Linked DNA regions of Homo sapiens: region 1 is linked to region 2. A link is a contact called in ENCODE Hi-C or POLR2A ChIA-PET data. All regions are on one chromosome and are shown on one strand. Each heading gives the region's core, a stretch centred on a gene start or an enhancer-like site at or near the end of the contact. The rest is flanking DNA. Distances are from core to core; before and after follow the strand shown.

Region 1 (7,162 bases), core at 770-3,269, 200 kb before region 2:
ACGAGGTGGGGGGATGCAGTCTGATTCCAGATGGATTTTGAAGGTGGAGCCTGCAGGACGTCCTGATGGAACTGGATGTGGGGTGTCAGCAAGAAGCCAGACGGCCATTTAATAGTGTTAATGACTAAGGCTAGTTTCAGAGGAAAGAGAGTATAGCCCAATCCCATTTTTGCTCAAATAAACATCAAATAAGACACACTCCCTGTGCACGGATCTTTGTGTATACTAATCCGAGTCTATTAGTTGGCTAGGGCTGCCATCACAAAATACCACAGACTGGGTGGCTTCAGCAACAGAGATTTATTTTCTCAGTTCTGGAGGCCGGAAGTCCAAGATCAAAATGCTGTCAGGGCTGCTTTCTGGTGAGGCCTTTCTTCCTGTCCTGTAGACAGCTGCCTTCTCCTATGTCCTCATATGGCCCCTTCTTTGTGCTTGCTTAGGAGAGAAGTGGGAGCTCTCTCGTGTCTCTTTCCCTTCTTATAAGGACAGCGGTCCTTTTGGCTTTAGGCTGCACCCTTGTGACCTCACTAAATCTTAATTAGCTCCTTGTAGGCCCTGCCTCCAAATACAGTCGAATTAGGGGTTTAGGGCTTCGCCGTATGAATCTGGAGGGACACAATTCAGTCCATAACAATGAATACAGAGAAAGCTGCAGAAGGACATCCACAAGCCATTGCACTCCAGCCTGGGTGACAGAGCAAGACTCTGTTTCAAGAAAAAAAAAAAAAAGAAACCAACTTTCTAGCAAAAGGATCCAGAACATACCATGGTGAAGAGAGTTTCTTTCCTAAACTCCCCTTTCTGCCTAAAAGCAGAGCCTCCCAAAAGAATGCAACCATCATAGATCCCCTTCCCAGAGGTTTCCCAACCATGGAAGAGTGACTCCCTTCACCAGAGGGGAAGCCACAAGGCTATAAAAACTCTCCTAAATAGACATGGTCACAAAACTATCATATCTCCCTCATATCTATTTGCCTTAGGGCCCATTTATCTTTTCTAGAAGTCGCTGGTTTTCCAGTCTCCTTTCTCTCCATCCCCTTCTCCTATTAAGGGTGTATATTGTGTCATAAAATGTCAGAGCTACCGCCAAAAGACAAAGGTCTTTCATCTGAGAGCCTGTGAAAAAGATATATAAGCCCCCAATCCTAATCACCTCTTTGAGCCACATTTTTCTGTGAATTCCCATGTATGTATGTGAGTAAAATTCTGTTTTTGTTTTGCCAATCTGTCTTTTGTCAGTTTAATTCACAGGCCTCCAACACTGAACCTAAGAGAGTGGGGAGAAAGTGTTTCCTTTCTCACAGCTGTCACCTCCTCAGAGGGGTTTTTCCCTGGCTATTCTATCTCAACTAGGCCTCTTTCTCCTTTTTGTTTCCCACAGCATTTACCATACCTTATTCTGACTTTATTTGTCTGTTTACTAGGTTTTGGTCTGCCTTTCAGTAGAATGTAAGCTGCATGGAGGCGTATAATACAAATTCATTAACTACTCAGTGAATGACTGGATGAGGAAATCCGTCATCCTTGGCTCAGGTATTTATTGGTGAGTCTACAAGTGGCAGCTCAGTTCAGCACTCACTCACTGAGAACTTATTAGGTGTCACGATGGTGCTCGGCGTTAGGAACACACAGAGGCCCACTCCCTGTCCTCGAGGAGCTTACAGGAAAACAAGCAGCTATGCTGGGCCCTGGGAGAGGCAGGTATGAGCAGGAGAACCTTACTCTTCCCTCAAGAAGTTTACTGGTATAGGAGGCAGGGAAGAGAAAAAGGAAAACACGTGATAAGGAGCTTGGAAACAAACATGACTCCAAGTACAGTTATTTAGTACACAAATAAAACAGAGATGGTTAAACTATTCTCTAGGCCTTTGTTTAGGGAATAATTCACATCATTCTAATTACAGGGTTGTGAGAATAACAACAGTGTTGGATGGAGCTCATGGTACTTCTGCTTCATTTAGACAAATCTGCCTAAGGAGAGCCCATCCCCTACATACACAGACCCGCTGACAGGCATCGCTGGTTTCTCTTGGAAGCTTTCCAAGTGGCAAGCCTGGCGCCTAGGCTAGTCTTGGAGCCTCTAAAAAGCCTTTCAGGGCTGCCTCCCTACCTCAGTCAGGGCCCCATTAGCTATAAAGGCCAGAGATATACTGAAATTACCCCACCCCTCAAAGAGCACGTAAATAAAAGGGAGAATTTATTGAAATTATTTCAATGCACAGGAACCCAAGAGAAACTGAATAACTAGGCCAGGCCTAGTGTTCTCCGAAAGTGTTCTCATTTCTTCAGATTCCTGAGTTTAAATTTCCATATTCCCCTATTCTCCCCCCAGGTCAGGTGTCCGTGCTGCGGTACAATCATCCCACCCCTGTAAAAACAAGGCCCCCTAGGCCAGAGGAGATAACTCCAAAAGACAACCAGATGGGTGGAGTGATCAACCTTTGTGGTTCATCTGGGACTGAGGGATTTCATAGGGAGCATGGCTTTTAGAGCTAAAACCAGGAACGTTCCAGACAAACCTGGAAAAGTTAGTAATAAGTTCAGCCAACGTCACATCCGTTTCATGCCCATACATCATTAATTTTTTTTTTTTTTTTGAGATGGAGTCTCGCTGTGTTGCCAGGCTGGAGTGCAGTGGTGGAATCTTGGCTCACTGCAGCCTCTGCCTCCCGGATTCAAGTGATTCTCCTGCCTCAGCCTCCCGAGTAGCTGGGACTACAGGCACGCGCCACCATGCCCAGCTAATTTTTGTATTTTTAGTAGAGATGGGGTTTCACCGTGTTGGCCAGGATAGTCTCAATCTCTTGACCTCATGATCCACCCACCTCAGCCTCCCAAAGTGCTGGGATTACAGGCGTGAGCCACCGCACCTGGCCCCCTTCATCATTAATTTTAAGCAACACATTTCTTCATATTTAACATCACTGAAACCAGGATGTGTTTTAAAATGAGTGGCGTCCTGCAATGCGAAGCTGAGTTCTCCTGGAAATGATGCACAGCTGCCAGTCACTTCTAGGTCACCACCAACCTGAGACCACATTAAATTAATTTTCAGCTTGACTTTTTCAGACCACACTGACAGCATGAATTCAGACCTCAAATCTGCATGAGCACAGGCTCGTGGTTCAAATTGTCAGGAGAGAATTGTTGTTCCTCCCTCCACAGTGTCAGGATTGAGACGTGCGCATTTCCAGCCTGCCACTCCTGTGGGAAGACTTATTTTCTTACAGCATCCCAGCTTTTAAGTGGTGTCTCCATATTTGGCTTTTTTTTTTCTTGCATAATGGTACATAAAATAACAGTGCAGCTTACAGTGGATGGTGTCTCCAGTTGGATGAAATACGGGTAATCCTCAACCCCCACCAGCCGCTAGTGCTGGAAGGAGGCTCAGTTCTGTGGAACCCTGGCTTCTCTGGGTGGGAAGAGAATGCTGTCCCGGGTACCTAGGGCTGGATCCTGAGGATATAGAAAGAGTTCTCTCTTGGCCCTGATGAGCTTTTCTCTGAGCTCACTGGCTTGCAGAGCCTGGCAGCCCATTTGGAAAAGTTCTTCACCAGTCTCTCTAGACATATCAGTGTTTAGATAGCCTTCCTTCCCTACAAACACAAAGCTCATTTGTTTGAAATGTTGCAAAACTCCTCCTAACCACTGCCACATGTAGAAAACCCATGGAAGCAGAATTGTAGGAGAATAAGAAGGAGAGGCAGTGTTTCAACTTGAAAACTGGTAGACATGCTTTTTTTTTTTTTTTTTTTTTTTTTTTTTTTTTTTTTTGAGACGGAGTCTTGCTCTGTCGCCCAGGCTGGAGTGCAGTGGCGTGATCTCAGCTCACAGCAACCCTCTGCCTTTCGAGTTCAAGAGATTCTCCTGCTTCAGCCTCCTAAGTAGCTAGGATTACAGGTGCACACCAATACCCCTGGCTAACTTTTTTGTATTTTTAGTGGAGATGGGGTTTCACCATGTTGGCCAGGCTGGTCTCAAACTCCTGGCCTCAGGTGATCCACCTGCCTCGGCCTCCCAAAGTGCTTGAGCCACCATGCCCCACCTGGTAGACATGCTTTCTAACCCCCAGGTTTTCTTTCCCTCCCCCAGGGTGTTCAGCATTTCCTGAATATGTGATACCCCATCCCTATCCTCAGCTCATTCAGTTGACCTTTCCCCAGTCCCCCACCCAAAGCCACTCACCCTCAGGCTGGCTCACCTGTCCTCAGACCCCATCGTTTGTCTTTCTGTGTTGGGGCTCAGGACACACCACCCAAAAATATTACTGTAGGAGACCCAAATATGCCACCCCAAAATACACTTCATTGGTATATTTTGAGCTGGTTATTCTGAGAAACTGCAGACAGGGGTAGCTCTGAAAAGCTTTCTTTTTATAAAAAAAAAAAAACACATCTATAAAGGAAGTTTACCTTAGTAAAAGTATCTGTATTAGGAAGAAGGCTGCTTAGACAAGCTTTATTACCTGAGAGACTTTTCATCTGTGTAAGGTAACCCCCCAGAAGCCCCAAGCCCCTGTTCCTTTCTGTAGCTCAGGATGCTATATAACCTCCAATCATTTGGCCCTTCTGTGACTCTCCTGTTTCTGTGGGTCTCCCATGTGTATGCATGGAATTAAACATGTTTTTCCCCCTGTTAATCTGTCTAATGTCAATGTAATTAGTAGCCTAGCCAATGAACCAGAAGGATAGAGGAAAGCCATTTTTCCTCTCCAATACCTGGTATCATTTCCCAGCTTCCTGAGTGCCAAGGTCTGAATGTTTGTGTTCCCCCAAAATTCCTCCTCTCTGGTTAAAATCCTAACCCCCAAGGTAATGGTGTTAGGAGGTGGGTTGGGGGGGCCTTTGGGGGTGATTAGGTTGTGAGGGCTGTGCCCTCATGAGTGGGATTAGAGCCTTTGTAGAAAAAGCCCAGGGAGCTGCCTTGCTCCTGTAAACCAAAAATAAAATTCTAAGCCCCGCACCATCTGCACAGACCCCTCCTCTTGGCAAGGGCATTCCAAAGCTAACCTGAAAAACTAGTTCAGGCCATGATGGAAAGGAGGGGTCAGACTGCCTCCCTATACCCTCCTCCTTTTTGGAATTACTGATAGAACAGACTCTTTAAGTCTGATAAGAAACATTTACAATCTATTCTCTCTGAAGCCCACTACCTAGAGGCTTTACCTGCATGAGAAAACCTTGCCTCTACAACCCCTTATCTTATCCCAGGCATTCCTAAGTCTTTAGACAATAACTTAACTCTTTCAACCAATTGCCAATCAGAAAAATTTTTGAATCTACCTATGACCTGGAAGTCCCCCACTCCTTCCTGTTGTCCTACCTTTCTGGACCAAACCAATGTACATTTATGTGTATTAGATTGATGTCTCATTGATATGGTTAGGTTCTGTGTCCCCACCTAAATCTCATCTAGAAGAGTAATCCCCATAATCCCCACATGTCAAGGGAGAAACCAGGTGGAGGTAATTGAATCAAGGGATAGTTCCCTCCATGCTGTTCTTGTGATAGTGAGTGAGTTCTCATGAGATCTGATGGTTTTATAAGGGACTCTTCCCCCTCCGCTCAACACTTCTCCTTCCTGCTGCCTTGTGAAGAAGGTGCCTTGCTTCACCTTCTGCCATGATTATAAGTTTCCTGAGGCCTCCCCAGCCATGCTGAACTGTGAGTCAATTAAACCTCTTTTCTTTATAAATTACCTGGTCTCAAGCCATTCTTTATAGCAGTATGAAAAAGGACTAATACACTAATGTTTTCCTAAAATGTATAAAACCAAACTGTGCCCTGACCACCTTGGGCGCATGTTCTCAGGCCCTCCTGAGGGCTGTGTCATGGGCCATGGGTCACTCATATTTAGCTCGGAATAAATCTCTTCAAATATTTTACAGAGTTGGACTCTTTTCATCGACACTCCTTCTACCAAGTGAGGACACATTGAGACGGCGCCATCTATGAACCAGGAAGCAGACCTTCAACAGACACTGAATCTGCCAGAACTTTCATCTTGGGATTTCCCAGCCTCTACAACTATGAGAAATACATTTCTGTTGTTTATAAGCTGCCCAGTGTATGGTATTTTGTTACAGCAGCGTGAATCAACTACTTCCAGCCCAGGGCAGGGACTGTGTCCCCCTGCTGTGTTCAAAGGCAGGGCTCAAACCCAAGGCCAGCCACAGTGAAGCCCCAGGTGGGTGTAGAGGCCTCTTGCCCTGGGGGGAAAGTGGTACACCTTATACTCTGCAACGACCTTCCCAGCTCTGCCAGACCACCCGGGCTAAGGAAAGGGAAGGCAGGACAGGTATGCAAACTCCAGGCTCACAAAGAATTCTGAGGTTTTGTGAGCGCTAAGAATCCAGTTTACGCAAAAAGAGTTTACTTTGTCTAGTTTAACCTAAACCATAAGAGTTGAAGGTATTGATAAAGTGGGACTAGGCGTCTGGTTTTGGTGAAAGAGCCCTGGATTTAGATTCAGAGATTAATATCCAAACTCTGCATTTCTGGGTGCATGACTTTGGCAAGCTGCTCCAACATTTTAGACCTCATTTCCCCCCATTTATAAAAGGAAAGTTATTATTCCCATTTTGGGATTGTGCAAGGATTAAATGGGATAATGTACGCTTTAAAACATGCTTTGTAGACACTAAAGCATTACACAAATATTTAGCCCTGGGAGGGGAGATAAAAGGGTATTCTGCTTAGTGCAATGCTTTTAAATGTGCAGGTTATGAGCTATCAGCAGGTCATGAAAAATATTTAGTGAGTGTAAGGGAAGAATAAAATATTTCCTTCTATTCTTCTATGTTCTCAGCTCAAGCTCCTGTTACAAAAGATAACTAGCAAGAGAAGGGCAAACAGAAGTTTATTAATATGTAGATCTTATATACAAATGGGAGAAACTCAGGGAAGAGTAGTGGCTAAAACTTGAGCTAAAATACACTCTTTAGCTAACAAAGGCAGAAGGATGTGGGCAAGGAAAGTTATGGGAAGGTGACCAGGAAAAGTACAGTAAACAAGGGTAAGATTTGCTGTGCAGATTTAAGTCAGTGCTTTCTCCACTGATAAAAGTCTTGTGATTTAGAGTCTTCTTTTTCTTCCTGGTGCAGAGAGGGAGACATCCTTACAAATGGGGAGTTACTTTAGAAATGTAAATTTCCCTAACCAAA
Region 2 (6,469 bases), core at 3,323-5,822:
ATGTTCTTTTCTCTGTATTTTCCTAACTACTGAAAAGTATCAGAATATACCAGCCCCAACTTTGCCACTTTGGCCTATAGGTTACTTTGTGCTGAAGGCAATTGAGACTCAACAGATGGAAAAATAAGTCTTGGAGTTTCCCTTATCTGGCCAAGAGCAGAAACTTCTAAAAAATGAGAACTGCCAGGCCAGGCATGGTGGCTCATGCCTGTAACCCCAGCATTTTGGGAGGCTGACGCAGGAGGATCACTTGAAGCCAGGAGTTCAATACCAGCCTGGGCAATAATAATGAAACTCTATCTCTAAAAATAAAAAATAAAAAATTTAAAAAAGCCAGACATGGTGGTGCGCACCTGTAGTCCTAGCTACTTGGAAGGCTGAGGTGGGAGGATTGCTTGAACCCAAGAGGTGGAGTGAGCCTAGCAACCTTGGTGAGACCTTGTCTCAAAAAAAAAGAGAGGGTGAGAACTGCCATAAATCCCTCTCTGGGGAAGTTTTATGGGCATGAAAAAGATGGAAAGCTGACACCATGATGAGTCTGCCCAAACCTTAGTAAAATAACTCTTATCTACTATTAGATTCACCATATACTTAATTCCCATAATTTACCACCTTTAGAAGACCAAACCCTTCTTCCTATGTCTAGTCACTTCTCTCCACAATTTATCATCCTTTGTTAAAATGGTATGCAAGCTTTCAAGTCTAACTGCCTCTTTGGATTTTCTTTTTTTTTTTTTTCTGTTAAGCTTGTGTGCATATAAAATTAAAAATACTTACCATCAGCAAAATTTATAATTTTTTTTCTCCTGTGAATCTTTTGTCAGTTTAATTTGCAGGCCTTATACATGAACCTAAGAAGGCAGAGAAAAACTTTTTCGTCCCCTACGATACTATGGCATTTCCTACCCCCATCTCCAAAGTGGTAGTTAAAGGCAGGCCAACAAGCTTCTTCAGAAGGAGGGTGTCACTTTGCCATCAGCCAAAAGAACATTCAGGAGTTGGTTTTGCTGTTGCTAAGCTGCTAAGCTGAGTCTACACTGATGACAGTGAACATCTCCCAAGGAGAAATAAGTACAAAGGGAAAGAAGGGGCCTCTTGGATGAAAGGCTTCCACAGACAGGGAAGGCAGCTTTCCTTGCCTACAGGAGTCCTGTCCTCAAACATGTATTTGGATAGGAGAGAAGTGCAGTCTCATATGTGAGCTTAGAAACTTTGCCAAGTTTTCATTTAGTCCAAAGCAAAAACCAAGTTTAAACAAAGAAAGAATACTAATTAAGTGTTCAAGCTCTAGGAGGGGTTATCTCCTTTTGGAAAGAAAAGCAGATTTATGACAAATTAGGCAGTTCAGTTGGCAAAATTCAGAAGAGGTCTCAGATGTGAAAGCCTGTTCTTCATTCAGTTTTATTGAGGGCTTTAGTTTGACTTTAAAACAATTTTTTTTTTTTTTGAGACAAGAGTCTCGCTCTGTCGCCCAGGTTGGAGTACAGTGGCCCAATCTGCAACCTTTGCCTCCCAGGTTCAGGCAATCCTCCTGCCTCAGCCTCCTGAGTGGCTGGGATTACAGGTGTGCACTACCACGCCTGGCTAATTTTTGTATTTTTTTTCAATAGAGACAGGGTGTCGTCATGTTGGCCAGGCTGGTCTCGAACTCCTGACCTCAAGTGATCTGCCTGCCTTGGCCTTCAAAGAGCTGGGATTACAGGCGTGAGCCACTGTGTCTGACCTAAAACAATTTTTAAAACATCTGGCCTTGGACACAATGGTCTAGAAATTAGTGATTACCAGTAACTAACATATATATTAAGGACATTGATAAAAAAGATGATGTAGCCTATATTTCACCTCAGTGAAAGTAAGTTACAGTAATAAATAACCTGGTTTTCTATGTAGGCAAAGAAATTACCAGGAACAATATTCATAGAGATAGGAGCAACTGAGTAAGGCATGTTTAAAAATAGCCAGGATCTTTTCTAAGGGATCATTAGTTTGTTGTAGGTTTCAGGACTCATTTGTGATTGGATCTCTATGTATGAATGAAGCTCAGTTTATTTTTGAGGGATGCCAAATACTAGAGAAAGAGTAGGCTAAATAAAGAAGTCCAGGCCGGGTGTGGTGGCTCATGCCTGTAATCCCAGCACTTTGGGAAGCCAAGGCGGGCAGATCAGGAGGTCAGGAGTTCGAGACTAGCCTGACCAACATGGTGAAACCCCATCTTTATTAAAAATACAAAAATTAGCCAGGCTTGGTGGTGGGCACCTGTAATCCCAGCTACTCAGGAGGCTGAGGCAGGAGAATTGCTTGAACCCAGGAGGCAGAGGTTGCAGTGAGCCAAGATCACGCTATTGCACTCCAGCCTGGGCAACAGAGCGAGACTGTCTAAAAAAAAAAAAATGTGTGTGTGTGTGTGTTTGTGTGTGTGTGTGTGTATTTAGAAATGCAGATGTGGGCTAGGGGTGGTGGCTCATGCCTGTAATCCCAGCACTTTGGGAGGCTGAGGCAGGTGAATTGCTTGAGCCCAGGAGTTTCAGACCAGCCTGGGCAACATGGCGAAACCCCATCTCTAAAAAAAGTATAAAAATAAGCTGGGCATGGTGGCATGTGCCTGTAGTCCCAGCTACTTAGGAGGCTGAGGCGGAAGGATTGCTTGAGCCTGGGAGGTCAAGGTTGCAGTGAGCCAAGATCATGCCACTGGACTCTAGCCTTGGCAATAGAGTAAGACCCTGTCTCAAGAAAAGAAGGGAAAGGGAAAGGGAAAGGAAAAGGAAAAAGAAAAGAAAAGAAAGGAAGGCAGGCAGGCAGATGTGATGCTTATCAAGCCAGAGGCAGAAGGTACAAGAGCAATCTGAAACACTTGTTACTGTTTTCATGGTCATCTTGGGCTTAACTGGTGATAAAAATAAGAGATGACAAGACTAAAATTCCTGTATTTAAGTATCTGAGTCAAGAATCAAACTAGCTTCTTTTCAGTAAAGGATGCAGTATGGAGTAGAGTCAGAATGTGGCTAGCAGATAAGCAAGCACATCATTGTCAAGAACATGTACTTTGTGATCCTGGGGAGTACAGCAGTGTATTAAACTCAACGGTTTAAATAGCCATTCCAAATTACAATGGAAAGCAAAGGCAAAATATTCAAATTTTTGTCTCTCCAAGTGCAAATGTTAAAAAGCCACAAAATCCTATGACAAAATCCGTGAGAGGATTCCCTCTCCAAACCAACAAAAAAACCGAGCCAGCTCTAACACCTCCTGACAAGGCCATCTCACATATTCCTAATGAACTCCTTCCCTGGTAACCACTCAACACTCCTCAGGAAACTTACTGGTCAAGCCTAAATCTTTAATGCTTTAGCTTTAACTCACTTCCTAGCAAGGTTAGAGAGCATAATTGATTATTAGTTTACAGAATAACTGAAGGCTGTTAGTAAGCAAATGTTTGGTTTTATCCATCTACACACTAAATAACCTCTTTGAGTATTATTGTCCATTTTAAAAACCTCCTTAACTAGGTTCTGAGCAATTCTTCTGCAAAACAATACTACAGTGACAAAATGCTTAAACTAGAAAATAAAAGACTTATCACATATTAAATACTTGAATAGAACCATTTAGAACAAATTCAACATAAAATAAAACAACAGTCCTATATTTTCTACAGTAATACTACTTCCCATGCAAAATTTTCACAACGCTTTATCCTCTAATTTATGGATCATATTTAGGATTATAATACAACATTGGCAATGTTGGCTCTAATGTCTTGTGTTTTCTTTTAAAAATGATAAATTTGGGGGATGGAGGGTGAGAGTGGGAAAGGATGCCTTAGAATTTCACTAACCAATACTGATTCAAAAAGGCCACATAGGTGTGCACCTGTAATCGCAGCTACTTGGGAGGCTGACGCAGGAGAATCACTTGAACCTGGGAGAGGGAGGTTGCAGTGAGCCAAGACTGCGCCACTGCACTCCAGCCTGGGCGACAGATTGAGACTCCATCTCAAAAAAGAAAAAAAAAAAAAAAGTCACATAAAGCTGGCTATGTTTCATAAAGCTTATTACCCCAGATTTTTCTTTTAATTTCATTTGTTGACACAAAGGGACTCTTGTTTGTTTTTTTGTTTGTTTTTTTTTTTTTTTGAGACAGAGTCTCGCTCACTGGCGCGATCTCGGCTCATTGCAAGCTCCGCCTCCCGGGTTCACGCCGTTCTCCTGCCTCAGCCTCCTGAATAGCTGGGACTACAGGCACCCACCACCACGCCCGGCTAATTTTTTATATTTTTAGTAGAGAAGGGGTTTCACCGTGTTAGCCAGGATGATCTCGATCTCCTGACCTCGTGATCCACCCGCCTCGGCCTCCCAAAGTGCTGGGATTACAGGCGTAAGCCACGGCGCCCGGCTCAAAGGGACTCTTTATTGAGCACAAACTTTGGCCATAAAGCCTATCCTCTGTTTGGGCTGTCCTTTCATATGCTTAAAATAACCCTTTGACCCACAACTCTGCAACTGTCTTCTGTGTTTAACCACAGCGGAAGGAGGGGAGAGAAAGAGAGAAAGAGGAAGAGGGAGAGCAAGCACTCAAGAATGAACACATATGGCAGACATTAAAATTGGCAATGGCTCCTTGAAGGGCAATTAAATAATAAATAAGAAACCCAGTAGCACTGAACATTGCCTGCCAGAGAAGTTCAAAACATCTTCATAAGTAAACCTGTGTTCACCACTCATTCCCACACTTTCTGTGGCTTTCTTACAATTATCATTGATACTGCTCCTTTACTTCAAGAGACCTGGAATCCCAGAAATAGCTTCTCTGTAGCAAAAGATCACCCAACTTCCTTCCTAAGGAACCACTGGCCCCAATTAAAATTTTATATTTTCCTGAAAACTGTGCTGATTATTTTCCATTTGTCCTTTCCTATTCATTATCTTCCCTTCTCTGTCTTATTCCATGTCCTGTGGGGCTGTTCTCAAAAAATTGTGTCACTCCTTACAGTTGGGTTCAGGCAAGAGGAGAGAGAGGTTATTATATTAATTCTTCTGATATTTCCAATATTTTCTATGTAGGGTATCGTTTCTTCATTTCCTATTTTATTTACTGGTCTCAATCACTATTTCTTCTGGTTCACAAAGCCAACAGTACACACATAAAGCTAAGTCTCTTCAGACTGCCGAAGCATAGAATCACCAAATACAAACTCCAAGGTTGAGCAGAGCAAGGCCTGTCATCATGCCTAGGTTGGTAAGAAGGTTGCCCTCCAAGTATTAAATAATAGGATAAGCTAGAACCAATATTTGATATTTTCTATTACCATTTGATACTGATTTTTTTTTTTTTTTTTTTAGATGGAGTTTCGCTCTGTTGCCCAGGCTGGAGTGCAGTGGCGTGATCTCGGCTCACTGCATCCTCTGCCTCCCAGGTTCAAGCAATTCACCTGCCTCAGCCTCCCAAGTAGCTGGGACTACAGGCGTGTGCCACCATGCCCAGCTAATTTTTTGTATTTTTAGTAAAGATGGGGTTTCACTATGTTAGCCAGGATGGTCTCAATCTCCTGACTTCGTGATCCACCTGCCTCGGCCTCCCAAAGTGCTGGGATTACGGGCGTGAGCCACCGTGCCTGGTCTTGAAATATCTTATATGGTAGCACTTTGATATCTTAAGAATGCAAGGAAGGGAAGGAGGGAGGGAGGGAGGTAGGCAGAAGAGTAGGAGAAGGAGGAGGAAGAACAACAACATCAACAACTAAGATGAGATTTCATTAAGAATTTGCTCTTTAATTAGATCCCGTTTGTCAATTTTTGCTTTCGTTTCAATTGCTTTTGGTGATTTCGTCATGAAATCTTTGCCCATGACCATGCCCTGAATGGTACTGCCTAGATTTTCTTCTAGGGTTTTTACAGTTTTGGGTTTTACATTTAAGTCTTTAATTCATCTTGAGTTTTTTTGTTTTTTTTTTTTCTTTTTTTTAGACAGAGTCTCACACTGTCGCCCAGGCTGGAGTGAAGAAGTGCCATCTCAGCTCACAGCAACCTCTGCCTGCTGTGTTCAAGCAATTCTCATGCCTTAGCCTCCCAAGTAGCTGGGACTACAGGCGCATGCCAACATGCCTGGCTAATTTTTGCATTTCTAGTAGAGATAGGGTTTCACCATTTTGGCCAGGCTAGTCTTGAATTTCTGATCTCAAATGATCCACCTGCCTCAGCCTCCCAAAGTGCTGGGATTACAGGCATGAGCCACCATGCCCAACCTCATCCTTTTTTTTTTTTTTTTTTGAGATAGAGTCTCGCTCTGTCTCCCAGGCTGAAGTGCAGTGGCACAATCTTGGCTCACTGCAACCTCTGTCTCCTGGGTTCAAGCAATTCTCCTGCCTCAGCCTCCTGAGTAGCTGGGACTACAGGCATGTGCCACCATGCCTAATTTTTTTGTATTTTTAGTAGTGATGGGGTTTCACCATGTTGGTCAGGCTGGTCTCAAA

Evidence for each region. A loop is a pair of places that touch in the nucleus more often than their neighbours do. ChIA-PET counts read pairs that join two places held with the same protein, here RNA polymerase II (POLR2A). Pooled maps may share reads with other maps.
Region 1: a pooled map shows a loop between it and region 2 (2.5-fold over the local background). The contact joins two enhancer-like sites. A Hi-C loop is called at or near these places in 2 of 37 single-sample maps with no recorded cell type and 2 of 50 pooled maps. POLR2A ChIA-PET finds 5 or more read pairs at or near these places in 2 of 52 experiments (CD4-positive, alpha-beta T cell and Caco-2).

Annotation. Positions count from the first base shown.
Region 1 is chr2:62,329,019-62,336,180 of GRCh38, reverse strand. No RefSeq gene overlaps it. Among named protein-coding and RNA genes, the nearest start is that of MIR5192, 130 kb to the right of the region's middle. RefSeq lists an enhancer at 1,948-2,177. Within about 2 kb of position 2,019, at least 3 of the 41 ENCODE cell types and tissues checked have a DNase peak (open chromatin) inside an H3K27ac peak, as active enhancers do.
Region 2 is chr2:62,127,819-62,134,287 of GRCh38, reverse strand. All of the region lies in intron 2 of COMMD1 (copper metabolism domain containing 1), which reads right to left. Among named protein-coding and RNA genes, the nearest start is that of B3GNT2, 65 kb to the left of the region's middle. RefSeq lists an enhancer at 4,588-4,637 and a silencer at 4,488-4,688. Within about 2 kb of position 4,572, at least 3 of the 41 ENCODE cell types and tissues checked have a DNase peak (open chromatin) inside an H3K27ac peak, as active enhancers do.